2 separate regions of the Homo sapiens genome follow, and region 1 is linked to region 2. A link is a contact called in ENCODE Hi-C or POLR2A ChIA-PET data. All regions are on one chromosome and are shown on one strand. Each heading gives the region's core, a stretch centred on a gene start or an enhancer-like site at or near the end of the contact. The rest is flanking DNA. Distances are from core to core; before and after follow the strand shown. Region 1 holds the start of STIP1 (stress induced phosphoprotein 1). Region 2 holds the start of TMEM223 (transmembrane protein 223).

Region 1 (2,854 bases), core at 305-2,804, 1.4 Mb after region 2:
GGCTTGAGCTCAGGAGGTTGAGGCTGCAATGAGCTGTGATGGCGCCACTGCACTCCAGCCTGGGAGACAGTGAGATTCGACTCCGTCTCAAAAAAAAAAAAAAAAAAAAAAAAAAAAAAGCAGGCGGTTAGATTGCACAGGCCCTGAACCCCATCCTAAAGCCTCCAGCACTTTCAAGTGAGGGATTACCAGGTTTGCGGATCTGCTGCAACTTGGCTGCAGTGTCCAAAATGGGTGGGGCAGGTGGAATTAAAGATGAGGCTGTGGAGACAAGCTACTGGCAGAGAGGACACACTTTAAACCCTGGGAAGATATCATTACCCAGAGAGGGGGAAGGATGAGGACACTGCAGAGCCCAACATCATCGCCAGACCCGAGTCATGCGGCTCCTTTGTTCCAGGAACCAAGGCTGACCCTAGAAGCAATAGCAGCATTTTCACTCCGCAGGTGCATCTCTTCCACGCTTTGGGGTGCCTGCCCTGCCTCCGACTTCTGGGGCTGGGATTTAAGGCCCTACCAGGGCACAGCTCGCCAGCTCACAGGCGGTCAACTACTGATTCAGTTCTTCGTCTCCTTCACTCCTTTACATCGGACTCACGAGGGCTGAGGGGCAGCTCCCTTTCGTTAAGTGCTTCCCGCGTGCTCAACACCGCACGAATTCCCCTCGGCCCTACAGGACCAAACGACCGGCGCGCTGAGAAAGGGTGTGCGGTTCCACTGAGGACGCCCAAGCGGGACAGCCGGGCCCGCCGCGGTGAGATCCCCGGCCTGTCCAGCCCAAGCCCAAGCGCCCTCGCGGTCACGTGGCATTTCCGGAACATTCAGAACCTAACAGCCAGGAGGCAGGAGGGCCGGGCCGAGGCCGGAGCGCTGGACAACGCGGGTAGCTGGCGCTCGAGGGACAGGCAGCTCCCACCGGCTAGGACCCCCATCCCGATGCGCGGGCGAAGGGCTGGGGCCCTGTGCCGCTGGCGATCCCGGGGACCGCCTGGAACTCGCGGCACTCGGGAGCGAGAGGGAAAGCAACCCAGAGGCCCCGCAGCCGCCGGCGACACAGCTACAGACCCCGACTGCAGCCGGTACTCCCATATATCAGGGGCGGGGCGAAACCCGGCCTTTTGAAGGGCAGCGATTTAAACCAATCAGCGCAAAGAGTTGGCAACCCTCCGCCCAATTGGAATCGCTCTCATTCTGAAGGCGGTTCCGACATGGAGTCCGGCAGCCCAATGGGAGAGGTGGAAATTTCCAGAACGATCAGAACCAATGGGCGCGGCCAGCGCGGCTACGATTGGCAGTGCAAAAGACCAATCCGTGTCGCAGAAGTTCGCTCCTCCCTCCATTCGTGGAGCCTGAGATGGGTGGGTTTATAGAGGAGCGCCCAATCCTGAGGTGCGGGGGAGGCAGGGTTGAGGGAATTACTCCCCGCTGTCCAATGAGAAGGAAGTGGAGATGATGGGCTGGACCTCAAGCCAATAGTAGAGCAGCACAGACATTCCCCCTAGAAGAACTCGACCAGTGAGCAGGCGAGGAAGGGGCGGGAGCCGGGGTCCCGGTAGCTTCTAGTAGGTTCCAGAAGGCGGCGCGTGCGGTTGGGAACGCGGAGCGGACGGATTCGATTCAACGGGGTTCCGGACCGCGCTGCGCTATGGAGCAGGTGAAGGGGGAGGGGCGGGCTGAGGCCCCGAGCCTGCTCGGGGACCGGCGGTGGCCAGGCCGCGGTAGGGGGGCGGGGCGGGCGCCGGATCCAGGAGACCGGAGCTCGGCGCTGGGGCCGGACGGGGCGGCGGCGGGGAGGTGAGGGCCGCGGGCGGCGGGCGGGAGCGGGATCTTTAGCGAGGCCGGCCGCGGGGAGCGCCCATCGCCCCCTGGTTGGGCGAGGAGGGCCCGGCGGAGGCCACAGCTTGGGTGAGTCCGGCCGGCGGCGGGAAGAGGGGTCGCGACCGGGCCCTGAAGGCGTCCCGAGGGGGCGGCTGCGGGCCATGTTGGGGAGGGTGCGGGCCGCAGGGGGCGGGGTGGAGGTGGGCCGGGGGCCGGGGTCCGCACCCGCGAGGTAGCCCTCCGGGAGATCTCAGACGGCCGACGGAGAAACCGCTCGGGACTTAGCCACGAGGAACTTGGACGGATCCAGGGAGCGGGGACGGGGATACACTGGGAGTAGCCGAGGATCTTAGCAGCCTGGGATGCAGTTGGGGCAAATGTTACTCTTCTACATCTGAGAAGGTCAGGGTGGGAGAGCGTTGAGCGGGGGTCTGAGGAGCGACAGACCGACTCTACCTGATGCGGGAAAGGGAAGGGTGCCGCAAAAGTCCTTGGGACGAATTCCATCTCTGACAGTGTTTTACAAATGTATTGCGGCCCCTCCCCCTCTTTTTGTATGCTTGTGTGTGTGATTGTCGAGTGACCGAGGACCAACACTTCCGAAAGGTGGGTCTGAAAGATGGGTTTCTGACGACCCGGGGGTGGTTGTAGACAATTTACAGAGATCAACCGCTGGAAGTTATGGGCCTCTACTGAGCATTTGAGGGGCCGAGTTTGAAGCGGTTGCTGCTTCCTTTCAGTGACTTGGTTATGTCCTCAGTAGCTTGCGGTTATGAAAGGCCTAGAGGTTTTGTTCGATTTGAAGCTGTCATTGAGCTGTAATGATTCATCGGAAGAAAAAGGACAAAACAACCTCCAAGAAACCTCTACCAACCTCCGAGAAATCATCCTCCCGCTCGGGAGTACTACTGTCTTCGCTCCGGGCCCATAACACTTGGGGGTGACAATTCTGAAACTATACCTGGTATCTGGTTCTTACTTCAGGGCCATAAAACTAAGATCGCCCACACTCTCCCCTTAAATAAGACATCTCGAT
Region 2 (2,791 bases), core at 160-2,659:
GAGGTGAGTGACTTGAGGTCATTTCTTCACAAGCTCCGGTAGGCACCCACAGTATTGTCAAAGAGTTTTGTGTTAGGGAAGTGTCCAGTTTTGTCCAAGAGGAAATAGAAGCGTCGGCCTTTGACTTTCAGAGGTAGCATGGCAGGGACTTCACCCCGGTGGGCCATGCAAGATACCTGCTTCAAAGGAACTGTGAAATGGGCCCCCAAGCCAAAGGGGGCATGAGTGGTGAGGGTCACCTGCTGCCCTCCAGCTCGAAGCACCACTGAGCGCACAGACCGGAGAGAGAAGAGAAGACCAGCACCGAGTACGAGGGCTCCTGCAGGCAGGGCAGAGATTGGGGTGAGGGGTTTTCACTGGGCATCTAAGTACCGACCTTTCCAGTGCCCTCTGAATAAGAAATTTGTGGGATGAAAGTAGTATTTACTGAGCGCTTTTTTTTTTGAGACTGAGTCTCACTCTGCCGGCCAGGCTGGAGTGCAGTACTGAGCTCCTGTTATACCCAGTAATCTTGTTATTCCTCCCAACAACCTTAATAGATGTCCGTTTCCATTTTAATGGGAAGATGGAGAGCTTTAAGGACCTTGCTCAAGGTCGCAGAGTGAAGGGCAGCCCTCAGCCTAGGCTATGACAGGGCACGGCGCTCGGAGACATCACTGTTTCCCAATTTTTTTTTTTGAGAGGGGAGTCTCGCTCGGTCGCTTAGGCTGGAGTGCAGTGGCGTCATCTCGGCTCACTGCAACCTCCGCCTCCCAGGTTCAATTGATTCTCCTGCCTCAGCCTCCCGAGTAGCTGGGACTACAGGCGCTTGCTACCACGCCCAGCTAATTTTTTGTATTTTTAGTAGACACAGGGTTTGACGGTGTTAGCCAGGATGGTCTGGATGTCCTGACCTAGTGATCCGCCCGCCTCCGGCCTCCCAGCATTTGAGCCGCCGCGCCCGGCCAGTGTTTCACATTTCTGTGGGGTAAAGCCCGCCCGCCACTCTCGGATAGGGAGTCCCTGACTCTCCCTGCCTGTATAGGGAAGGTCGTGTCCCGCCACCCCACGTTGTCACAGTGGGAAGCCAGCCCACGTCTTACCGATGGCGCCGCAGCCGACGGCCAGACCGTAGCGCCAGAGCGCGGAGCGCAGGTCGAAGGGGCCACGATTTGGGACCTCCGCATCCAGAGGCTGCACCGGAACCGGGGGCCGGGACACGGCTGCCACAGCCATGGAAGCCCAGAAGACGCCCTGGCCCGCGCAGAACAGCCCGAGGATGGTGAAGAAGCGGCCCCGATCATGCTCAAAGAGCAGCACATCCCGTTGCAGCGTCGTGCCTTGCAGGGGCCGGCAGGTGAGCAGGGGCCGCAGCACGGCTAGCAGCCCCGTGGGCCATCGCCTCCAAGGCGCCGCCATGGCCAGCCGACTTCCGGGGTGGGGCTTCCTGCCGCAGAGCCGCCTTCCGCCCTCCCTGGGCGCCCCCGCTAGAGGGCCCGCCCCCCTCGCTCAGGGCTGGGAGGAGACAACCAATCCAGCACGCAGAACACGAAATACAACATCACTCTTTATATTAAAAAGTGCAGAACACGAAATACAACATCACTCTTTATATTAAAAAGTAAGGAGGTCCTGGGGTTAAGTACACAAAGCACCTAAGTCCTTCGGGTAGTTTAGTGTCAGTTCTACAAAGTAAGCTTTGGCTTCCTGGCACCAGTGAGGCTCAATCTTCTGAAGTCTTCCAGAAGGCAGGCGAGGAGAGGGATCAGGCAGCCCTCCCTCCCTCGGTCACAGTCACGGGGCGGCCTCGGGCCAGACAGGAGGAGATGACAGACGACAACCAGACGGTAATATCCAAGGACTATTTACAGGGGGGACTGCTTCTGAGGCATGACTACGATCACTTCATGAATGCCACTTCTGGGATCTCGCCCTTGGCCTGGAGAAAAATGAAGGTCAGTAGAGGTAGGCCTACCCTCGCCACTCAGCAACCCCACTCAGCTAACCTGACCTCCTGGAGGCCCAGAGATCCTAGTCTTTTTGCCACTGTATTTCCAGACCTTACCTTGAGATGAGTGAAGGCCTGGGCAGATCTGGTGTAGTCCCAGTTGTTGTCCTGAAGGCACCTGGAGTGGAAGAACAGGCAGCTCTGTAAGAACTCTGACTCGTAAATGCCAGCTGAAAGTCCACTCCATAAAAGCACCCAAGTTTGCCAACAAATATGTACATTCTTATACATCCTTGCACTATTTATACAAATGAGACATTAGTAAAAGTCCAGATGTTCTACCAATGGCTTCTCAAAGATAAGGAATATTAAATAGCTGTCAAGAAGCTCAAGATAGTTTTTACAGTGGTAGGGAAAGATGTTCATGGTGTAAGTAAAGAAACTAAGTTGCAGAACAGTATATGAAAAGGAACTTCCATTTTACCTTTAAAGTTTTTTATGTTAATTTATACACAGGCAAATTTTTTATAGACTATCAGGTTTGTGTTTTTCTGTTTGCTTTTTTTTTTTTTTTGAGACCGAGTCTTGCTCTGTCACCAGGCTGGAGTGCAGTGGCGTGATCTCGGCTCACTGCAACCTCCGCCTTCCAGGTTCAAGCAATTCTCCTGCCTCAGCCTCCCGAGTAGTTGGGACTACAGGCGTGGAACGCCAAGCCCCGCTAATTTTTGTATTTTTAGTAGAGACGAGATTTCACCATGTTGTCCAGGATGGTCTTGATCTCTTGACCTCGTGATCTGGCCGCCTCAGCCTCCCAAAGTGCTGGGATTACAGGTGTGAGCCACCTCTCCCAGCCAACTATTAGGT

The links. Hi-C counts contacts between places; a loop is a spot of excess contacts on that map. ChIA-PET counts read pairs that join two places held with the same protein, here RNA polymerase II (POLR2A). Pooled maps may share reads with other maps.
Region 1: a pooled map shows a loop between it and region 2 (4-fold over the local background). The contact joins the promoter of STIP1 here to the promoter of TMEM223 in region 2. A Hi-C loop is called at or near these places in 6 of 50 pooled maps. POLR2A ChIA-PET finds 5 or more read pairs at or near these places in 5 of 52 experiments (GM12878, H1, Panc1 and 2 more).

Annotation. Positions count from the first base shown.
Region 1 is chr11:64,184,617-64,187,470 of GRCh38, forward strand. STIP1 (stress induced phosphoprotein 1) reads left to right here and starts at 1,555. Exons shown (of 14, transcript NM_006819.3): 1 at 1,555-1,654. The coding sequence starts at 1,646. LOC124902686 (a long non-coding RNA gene) reads right to left here and starts at 1,065. Exons shown (of 2, transcript XR_007062712.1): 1 at 1-1,065. RefSeq lists enhancers at 1-54, 678-747 and silencers at 868-1,007, 1,708-1,767.
Region 2 is chr11:62,790,597-62,793,387 of GRCh38, forward strand. TMEM223 (transmembrane protein 223) reads right to left here and starts at 1,410. Exons shown (of 2, transcript NM_001080501.3): 1 at 1,083-1,410; 2 at 1-319. The coding sequence starts at 1,398. The coding sequence ends at 27. It overlaps NXF1 (nuclear RNA export factor 1), which reads right to left. Exons shown (of 21, transcript NM_006362.5): 20 at 2,045-2,105; 21 at 1,534-1,918. The coding sequence ends at 1,880. MIR6514 (microRNA 6514) reads right to left here and starts at 2,175; the gene lies at 2,106-2,175. RefSeq lists an enhancer at 810-1,319 and a silencer at 1,390-1,539.